Regions from separate parts of the Homo sapiens genome. Here regions 1 and 2 are each linked to region 3. A link is a loop called in an ENCODE intact Hi-C map of the cell type or tissue named here. Cell type or tissue: GM12878. All regions are shown on one strand. Region 1 has its middle 35 kb from the start of SLC10A2. Region 2 has its middle 1.7 kb from the start of SLC10A2. Region 3 has its middle 65 kb from the start of SLC10A2.

Evidence for each region. A loop is a pair of places that touch in the nucleus more often than their neighbours do. Peaks named below come from ENCODE experiments on the same cell type or tissue, not always from the same donor. Only the 100,000 strongest peaks of a DNase experiment are listed, where the experiment ranks them.
Region 1: it touches region 3 in a loop (6-fold over the local background); 2 of 110 quality-filtered maps call a loop at or near these places.
Region 2: a loop joins it to region 3, with 1.9 times the contacts of the local background. A loop is called at or near these places in 2 of 110 quality-filtered maps.

What each region holds. Positions count from the first base shown.
Region 1 is chr13:103,030,358-103,032,857 of GRCh38, reverse strand. No RefSeq gene overlaps it. Among named protein-coding and RNA genes, the nearest start is that of SLC10A2, 35 kb to the left of the region's middle. In GM12878, no CTCF peak of the experiment used is centred here; DNase peaks (open chromatin) are centred at 1,157 and 1,935; H3K27ac peaks cover 2,500 bases.
Region 2 is chr13:103,066,858-103,069,357 of GRCh38, reverse strand. No RefSeq gene overlaps it. Among named protein-coding and RNA genes, the nearest start is that of SLC10A2, 1.7 kb to the right of the region's middle. In GM12878, no CTCF peak of the experiment used is centred here; a DNase peak (open chromatin) is centred at 1,477; H3K27ac peaks cover 766 bases.
Region 3 is chr13:103,129,695-103,132,194 of GRCh38, reverse strand. No RefSeq gene overlaps it. Among named protein-coding and RNA genes, the nearest start is that of SLC10A2, 65 kb to the right of the region's middle. In GM12878, no CTCF peak of the experiment used is centred here; a DNase peak (open chromatin) is centred at 1,214; H3K4me3 peaks cover 502 bases; H3K27ac peaks cover 998 bases.

The DNA of each region.
Region 1 (2,500 bases), 99 kb after region 3:
CCTTGGTTTTGCTATTTACCCTTCACCAGCCTCACTTGCTGCATCTATAAAACGTGGTTGTTCTCTGCTATTGTCAGTATTGTTGATGTGGTTGTGGTGGTGTCAGCAGTCTCCTTTTACTCAATAACTGGAAGAACATCCATGTCTGTGACAAGAGACAATTTTTTATTTAAGAAATCTTTCCGGGCATGGTGGCTCACACCTGTAATCCCAGCACTTTGGGAGGCCAAGGCAGGCGGATCATCTGAGGTCAGCAGTTCGAGACCAGCCTGGCCAACATAGTGAAATCCCATCTCTGCTAACAATACAAAAATTGGCTGGGCGTGCTGGTGCATGCCTGTAATCCCAGCTACTCGTGAGGCTGAGGCAGGAGAATGGCTGGAAACCAGGAGGGAAGCAATGAGCCAAGATCACATCACAGCCAGGCATGGTGGCTCACACCTGTAATCCCAGCACTTTGGGAGGCCAAAGCGGGCAGATCACTTGAGGTCAGGAGTTCAAGACCAGCCTGGCCAACATGGCAAAACGTCATCTCTACTAAAAATACAATTAGCTGGACATGGTGGTGCATGCTTGTAATACCAGCTACTTGGGAGGCTGAGGCAGAAGAATCACTTGAACCTGGGAGGTGGTGGTTGCAATGAGCCTAGATCATGCCACCGCACTCCCATCTGGGTGACGGAGTGAGACTCCATCAAAAAAAAAAAAAAATTTTTTAACTATGTCTTTAAACTCTCTTCAGAAAATTTATTGACACTTATCGTTGTATTTTTCTGAAGTTTTTCTTTCAAACTCCTAAAAAATGTATGGGAAGGCAATAAACACAAAGGAAAGGGAATATTAATAATATATATGTTCACTCTTAAAAATCCAAACAAATGATATCACAAAAGTATTTGCTGTCAAATATCACTTTGTGATCTTTGATGGGTGTTCAACCTCAGTTATGAACCATATGTCAGATGTGGGGATGATTTTATGGTTCATTGCAGCCTTGGTAGAAGTCTTTAACCCCATGACAGTTGCTTCAGTGAGAAAGTTCAAAACTACCTTCAGTCATTTCAAATATGACAACATTGACTTGCTTTTTGCTATTTTGAGTCTATTCTGCAGCATAGAGGTATACCAAAAAGGCATCTGAGCAGACATGTGGCAGTCTTCTGATGTGCTAATATTTGTATGCCTGCATGACTCTGATTCTCACATGCCAAAATAGTTAAAGAAGCAGATGTAGGTTAAAAATTGTCGTTTTTTTTTCTTTCTAAGTCATTGCACACAGCTTTTATGCATCATTTGTTTTCCATTATGCAAACTTTAGTATCTTGTTTACCACCGTTCAGATGGACTATTCCTATTTTGGAAAGTTTCTGAGTTTCTGTGAATTGGTCAAGGGTGAGATTTCAACATATAAGGAGCAGTGATTATTCAGTTAAAGAGGAATTTATGATCAACAATGAGTAGTGCAATAAATGCTCAGGAAAGTGAAGAGTTGAACTTGCTAGGGACCTGTCATTCATCTGAACATTCCTTGCTTATTGAGCAAATATCACATTCCAGGCACTTCACTGGGCACTGAGAGTAGATGAGTTGCTTTTCTTAAGAATACTATATATTGTCCTTCACATTTTTGATCCTTAATTAAGATGATCTAATTAACAACTCAAAGCGGAAAACATTGCCACTCCAGAAGATTGGTCTAAACATAAAGAAAAGAGTGTAAAAATCAGTCTCTCAACTATTGTCTTGTTGACTTCCTAGCCATGGTCTTTAAAGCTTTTCAGTACAGTGCCTCCCTAACATCATTATTTCATTAACCCCATTTTTCACAACATTAAATATATTGTCTTATGTAAAGTCAATTAGGGCAAAGCTTCTAAGCTGTAAGTGCATGCTTCATTTAGCCCTTTTACAACTTTCATTTCTCTATTTTGTTGCCATTCTTCCCATCCTTAGAAAAGGTTCTTTCCACTATATCTCCACTAAATCAAGACTGCTTTTCTCAAACTCAAGCAATAGATTCATTTCTCCCAGGAAATCCTTTTAGCATGGCTCGAGTAATGTTGTCCACTCAAATAAACGACATTCCAATCAATGTCATACAATATCTAGATCATTCTAAAATATAAATGTCCTTGGTAAATATTCATTTATTATGCACCTTGCACAGAGCAGCTATATAATTAATATCTGGTGAATGCATAAAATTCCGTTTAATTTCTCACATCTTTAGATGAAGTCTTTCCAATCTACCATCATTTTCTATCACTGTACATTTTAACACTCCGAACAGGAAAATAAATCAATTACAAAGTTATAAAGACCATTAGCAATATTAAGAAAACTTATGTGAAAAAATGTTGGCAAGATGGTGGAATTGAATTTTCCAGCACTCATGCCTCCCACAGAAACACTGATTTGAACAACTATCCATGCATGAAAATACCTTACAAGAGGCAAGGAAACCAAGTAAGAGATTACAGCACCTGGGTGTGGCACAGAA
Region 2 (2,500 bases), 63 kb after region 3:
TTACAGTCCCACCAACAGTGTAAAAGTGTTCCTATTTCTCCACATCCTCTCCAGCACCTGTTGTTTCCTGAGAATGATTTTTATATATTTAGATACTTTCAGTGTCTGGATTTGAATATAGCTGAAGTTAAGGGTACTAATTAATTGTGAATCATTCCGATACTTGAATATAAAACCTCTCAAGCCTAATGTGCAAATTTATGTAAAAACAATGTGAAATTAGAAATGCATTGGCACTTTTTTTTAAGCAGAACTGTAGCACTCTGTCTAGTCAAACAGACTGCTCATTTGCAAGTTGTCTATATGCAAAGCATTCTGCCCCTGGGAGCCTAAAATCTCCTTAGAAAGTCATCTGAAATTTGAGAAGAGCTTTGTTCTGAACCTGCTTTCTGCTCCCTTCACTTTTCTTCCCTGCTTCCAGCACTGTGAGCAAAAAGCCTAAGTATGGATCACACCTGGCCAACCCAGAAGCAGCCATGGCCCAAAACAGGAGGCCTGCCCTGGGAAACCCATTTGAGTTCAAAGGAGGGTGTCTAAATATGCTTGTCTTGAGCCCTGTGCATTGGGCCTTGCACTGCAGCCTTCCAACTTTAAGAGAAATTTCAGAATCCAAATCCTTCCCGCCTGCAGGGCTCAAATTTTCCTTTGCAGATCAGACCTGGTGAAGAGGCTATTTGCCGTTCAATCCTAGGCTAGCTTTCTGCCTTTCACCTAATGTTTGAGGTTAAGAGAAATCAGAAAAGAGAGACCGTAAACTGATCACCACTGCATGGGCATCTGCCTCACCCACCTTTGGGAGTTGGGGGAAGAGCCAGCCACAGGTGCTCAGGTGCAGGTGCCCAGGTGTGAGCGGCTAGGTGCAGATGCTCAGGTGTGGCAGCAGGGAGTGCACTTGGCTCATCTGCCCTGGGGAGGGCCAGCTCCCGACAGAAGTAGGCCAGAGGTCAGTCCCAGGAAATGCTTGGAGCAGCCAGCAGGGTAGGGCCAAGTCATGATACACCTAGGAGTGGGAGGGGAGGCCTCTTTGGATATTACCTGGTTTATCATTTAGCTGTTGGGGTGGGGAAGGAGGTGGGAAAGACAGAAGGCTCTCCCAGGAATTGGCAGGCAGCCAGGTCAGGGACAATGGCAGCCCCCACTTGTGCTAGAAAGGCAGGCAGGACGTGACCACTCAGATAGCCACATCAACAAGTACAAATCACGGTTGCCCTGGAAGGAAATGGCTCAGGTTTTTCCCAGTAGCTCAATGCCTAGGCACCCCCACCTGTGGTTTGGGCATTTCACTCTATTAGCTCTTCTGCTCAGTGGCCCATTCTGCTAGCCACAGCTCACATTTACTCCAGTTATGAAAAAGGTTAATTTTCCCATATTGAGTTTCTCTGCAAAAGCTGCTTTCAGTTGTGACCGGTAAGTTCCGTTGTCACCAATATGGGTACAACTGTTGTCACTCTGCTATTCTGAAGCCATGATACTAAAAGTGTGACCCCAGATCAGTGTCATCGCCATCAACTACAAGCTTGCTAGAAAGAAAACTCTCCCTAGACTTCCAGAATCAGAATTTGCATTTTAACAAGGCCCCCAGGGGAATCCTGTTCACACTGAGTTTTGAGAAGCTCTGTTCTAAGATATTACTCCAATCCCCAGCAAGCCAAACCGACCACTTTCTTCACATAATCAGAACGCTCGGTTCCAGTATTTCCAGATACCAGCCATAGGAAAACACGTTGTTCTCTCATTTCCCTTTAACCTTATCTAAAGCACTCAATTTCCTCAACCCTTAAGTCGTCATCTGTAAAATGGGAGTGCTAATCCTACTTAATTTAAGATGATTAAGTTGAATAATAAATTAGAATTTGTCCTACAAATTGTGAATCATGATCGGAATATTCAATTTTATTATTACTCTGTGTCCTAACTCAATAACTGGGTTATAAACTCCTGAAAACAGGACAATCTCTTCTCTACCTCTTTCTTTATCTTCCCTGTATACTGAAATACAGCGTTCTGCCCAGCATGAGGTCGACTATTTGACATTTACAAAAATCTCTCTTGGAATCCCCCTGCCAAAAAAAAAAAAATCGAATTTCAATTTATGACTCCAAGCACAAAGAGATCCTGTCACTTTGACCTAATTCTCTGAGGTTCATCCCTCTAAATAATTGTATTGTCTCCATCTATAAAGTACTCTGTTACTATGACAACGCACACATAATTGCATGTGTAAGTAGTTGAGGGTGGCTGTGCAAGTCAGACTCCTTTCCACCAGGAAACACAGAAAACATTCTATCTTCCCAAATGTTACTCTCTCAGATTTGCACCAAGACCCTAGAAGTTTCTTAAATTTCCATATACTTTATGGACACTACAAAGCAATTCCAGGAAACACTGATACAGTAGCAAAACTACTGGGAGTGGAAATTGGATGGAGATCTGGGTCCCAGTTCAGAGTCTGACACCTGATTTGCAACATAATTAGGCACAGGGCACTCAACTATTCAGG
Region 3 (2,500 bases):
TGCCTATGGGATAGCCCAGCTCTATCTATAGAGCAGCCGAAAAAAAAATTATTCAGGATAAAAGGAATCCTAGAGAGAGAGTGCTGCAATTTTAAATGAGTAGTCAAAGTAGGCCTTTCTCAAATGAGGAAAGATTGTAAGGAAGTAAGGGAAGAGCCATGTGGATATGTAGAGAAAAGGATTCCCATCAGCTAAAACAGCCAGTGCAAAGGCCCTGAGGCAGAAATGTGCACAACCTGTTTGAGAAACAGTGAGGAGGCCAGTTTGGCCAAGGCAATGTGAGGGAGAGGGAGGGTGATGGATGGAAGTTCTGATCAGAGATGAATGGTTGTGATCAGAGATGAATGGGGCACTCATTGTTTCTAAAGGAGTAACGCAGGTATGCCAGTGCAACATGCATCTTGCATTTTTGCAGTTTCTGACTATGTGTATTCTCCACGAAAGTCAGTTCACCATGTCCAACCACAGAAATGAAAGACCCCATGTCTTCCTGTCTACCCCATCATACGTAGAGGACAAGACACCTTCCCTGACTCAGTCCCAAGGCATTAAAGTAAGATGAATAGCAGAATGGATTTCTTTCATTGCAGGGATACCAACAATGATGTCCTGCAGTCCGGGGGATGGGGGTGGCGGGGGGAGGCCTTCCCAGGCTCTTTCTTGGAAAATACTGATTATGCTCCCTGACTTCCAAAACCAGGGTCAGGTATTTTTTGGCCACTATCATAATAATTTATTCAGGCAAAAACCATTTATGAATCTTTAAACTATTGGGTAAAGGTTGAAGAAGAATAAGGTATTTGCAATGTCTCTAAATAGCTCCCAACAAATTATTTACTAATCACAAAAAGGGAAATAGTAACTTTACAGTGGCGAAACCTGGCAAAAATCCACAATAAGCAGGTGATCAAAGTTAACATCGTAGATAATGGGACACTAGTCTGTCCCCCTTATCAGACCGAAATTGTTGAGAATAAAGTCAAAGTCTTTTTCCAGATTCTTTAGTGACACTTGTCATAGCAAAGGTTGAAGAAACCTGGCATCTGTTGGATGCCAGATATGTACTCATAGTTCTCTGCCACATGGTCTTTTTTTATACTTTACACAGGAAGAAAACAATGGTCAAAGAGAGAAAGAAACTTTTCAGTGGTTATACGTGAATAATTTACAGGGTCTAAATTTGAACCTAGAGTTTCCTGACTCCAAAGTCCAAGTTCTTTTCCCTTTCTTACACAGCTTTCAGTCTGAAATCTAATCATGCAACACTGGAATTGATTAATCATGTGACAGAGATTTCTTTTTCACAAGATTAAAGAACAGAAAATTTTGCATAGGCAGGAATCACAAACTTGACTGCTAATCATTGTTCCGTTAATACACAAAATAAGCCAATTCAGGGAGCTGCAAGAAAATGGTGCGTGGTCAGGGCTAGTCAGACTTGAAGAATGAATGACACATCTCAACAGGGCAGCTGCCTTCAGGTCCAATCCATTGTTGGCATTAGCAGTGAGAACCCAAGATTGCCAGATCGTCTGATGTTTCCTAAGAAGAAGGAAATCTGAATGTGTGTGAATTTTTAAACATTGGCAGCTAATTTTTAAAAAGTGAAACACTCAGCTGGCTTAACTAAACACAGCTATATGCCTGAAGTCACCATGCTTGGCCCGAAGTCACCAGTTTACAATCTCCGGCACAGACTACTGTTCTTACTAGCCTTCACACTGCCCGCGCTGGTCCTGTCTTCTCAAATGGTGTTGGTGTGAGTGATTCGCTATAGGTACCCACCCAGGATTGCTGCCATCTTTAGAAACTCAGCAGACTAAGTTGAGCTGAAATGAAGTTAAAGTGTAATAAGTTATTGCTGGTATTTCACAACTGATTATCTGGGAATGAGAAGGAGGAATGAATTTGGAACTGAACTCCTTAGTCTTAATTTTCAGTCCTCCTGATTGCCACCACCTACTAGGAGTCATGTGATTTTGATGTAGCCACTCCCCATGTGGGCCCTTGAAGTGAAAATACTGCTGAGAAATAACAATATATGCCTCAGAAATATGCATTCCAGGTATTGTAATGCAGTGAGCGTATTTTAAAGTGGCAAGTAAAGTAAAAATGACTATAATTTTCTAAAATTTATTTGCACTGAGAAGAAAGAACATGATGTTTTCTTCACTCATTTATTAAGGAAATACAGCATGGACTCTCACCAGGCTGCAAAGTTCATGCCCAGGTGCTGTCACTTAGCATCTATGACTGACCTTCAGCAAGTTATTGAACCTGCACCTCACTTCCCTCCTCTCTAATATGTGCAGAGTAATAGTATCTACCTCTTTAGTCAGAGTTCTCCTCAGAGACGTTATTAATAGCATATATAGAGAGAGATATAAGAAGATCTTTATTAGGAGAATTGGCTCACTAGATTATGGAGACTAAGTCCCCCGATACACCATCTGCAAGCTGGAGAACCAGGGAAAATGGTGTGGCTCACTGCAAGTCTGAG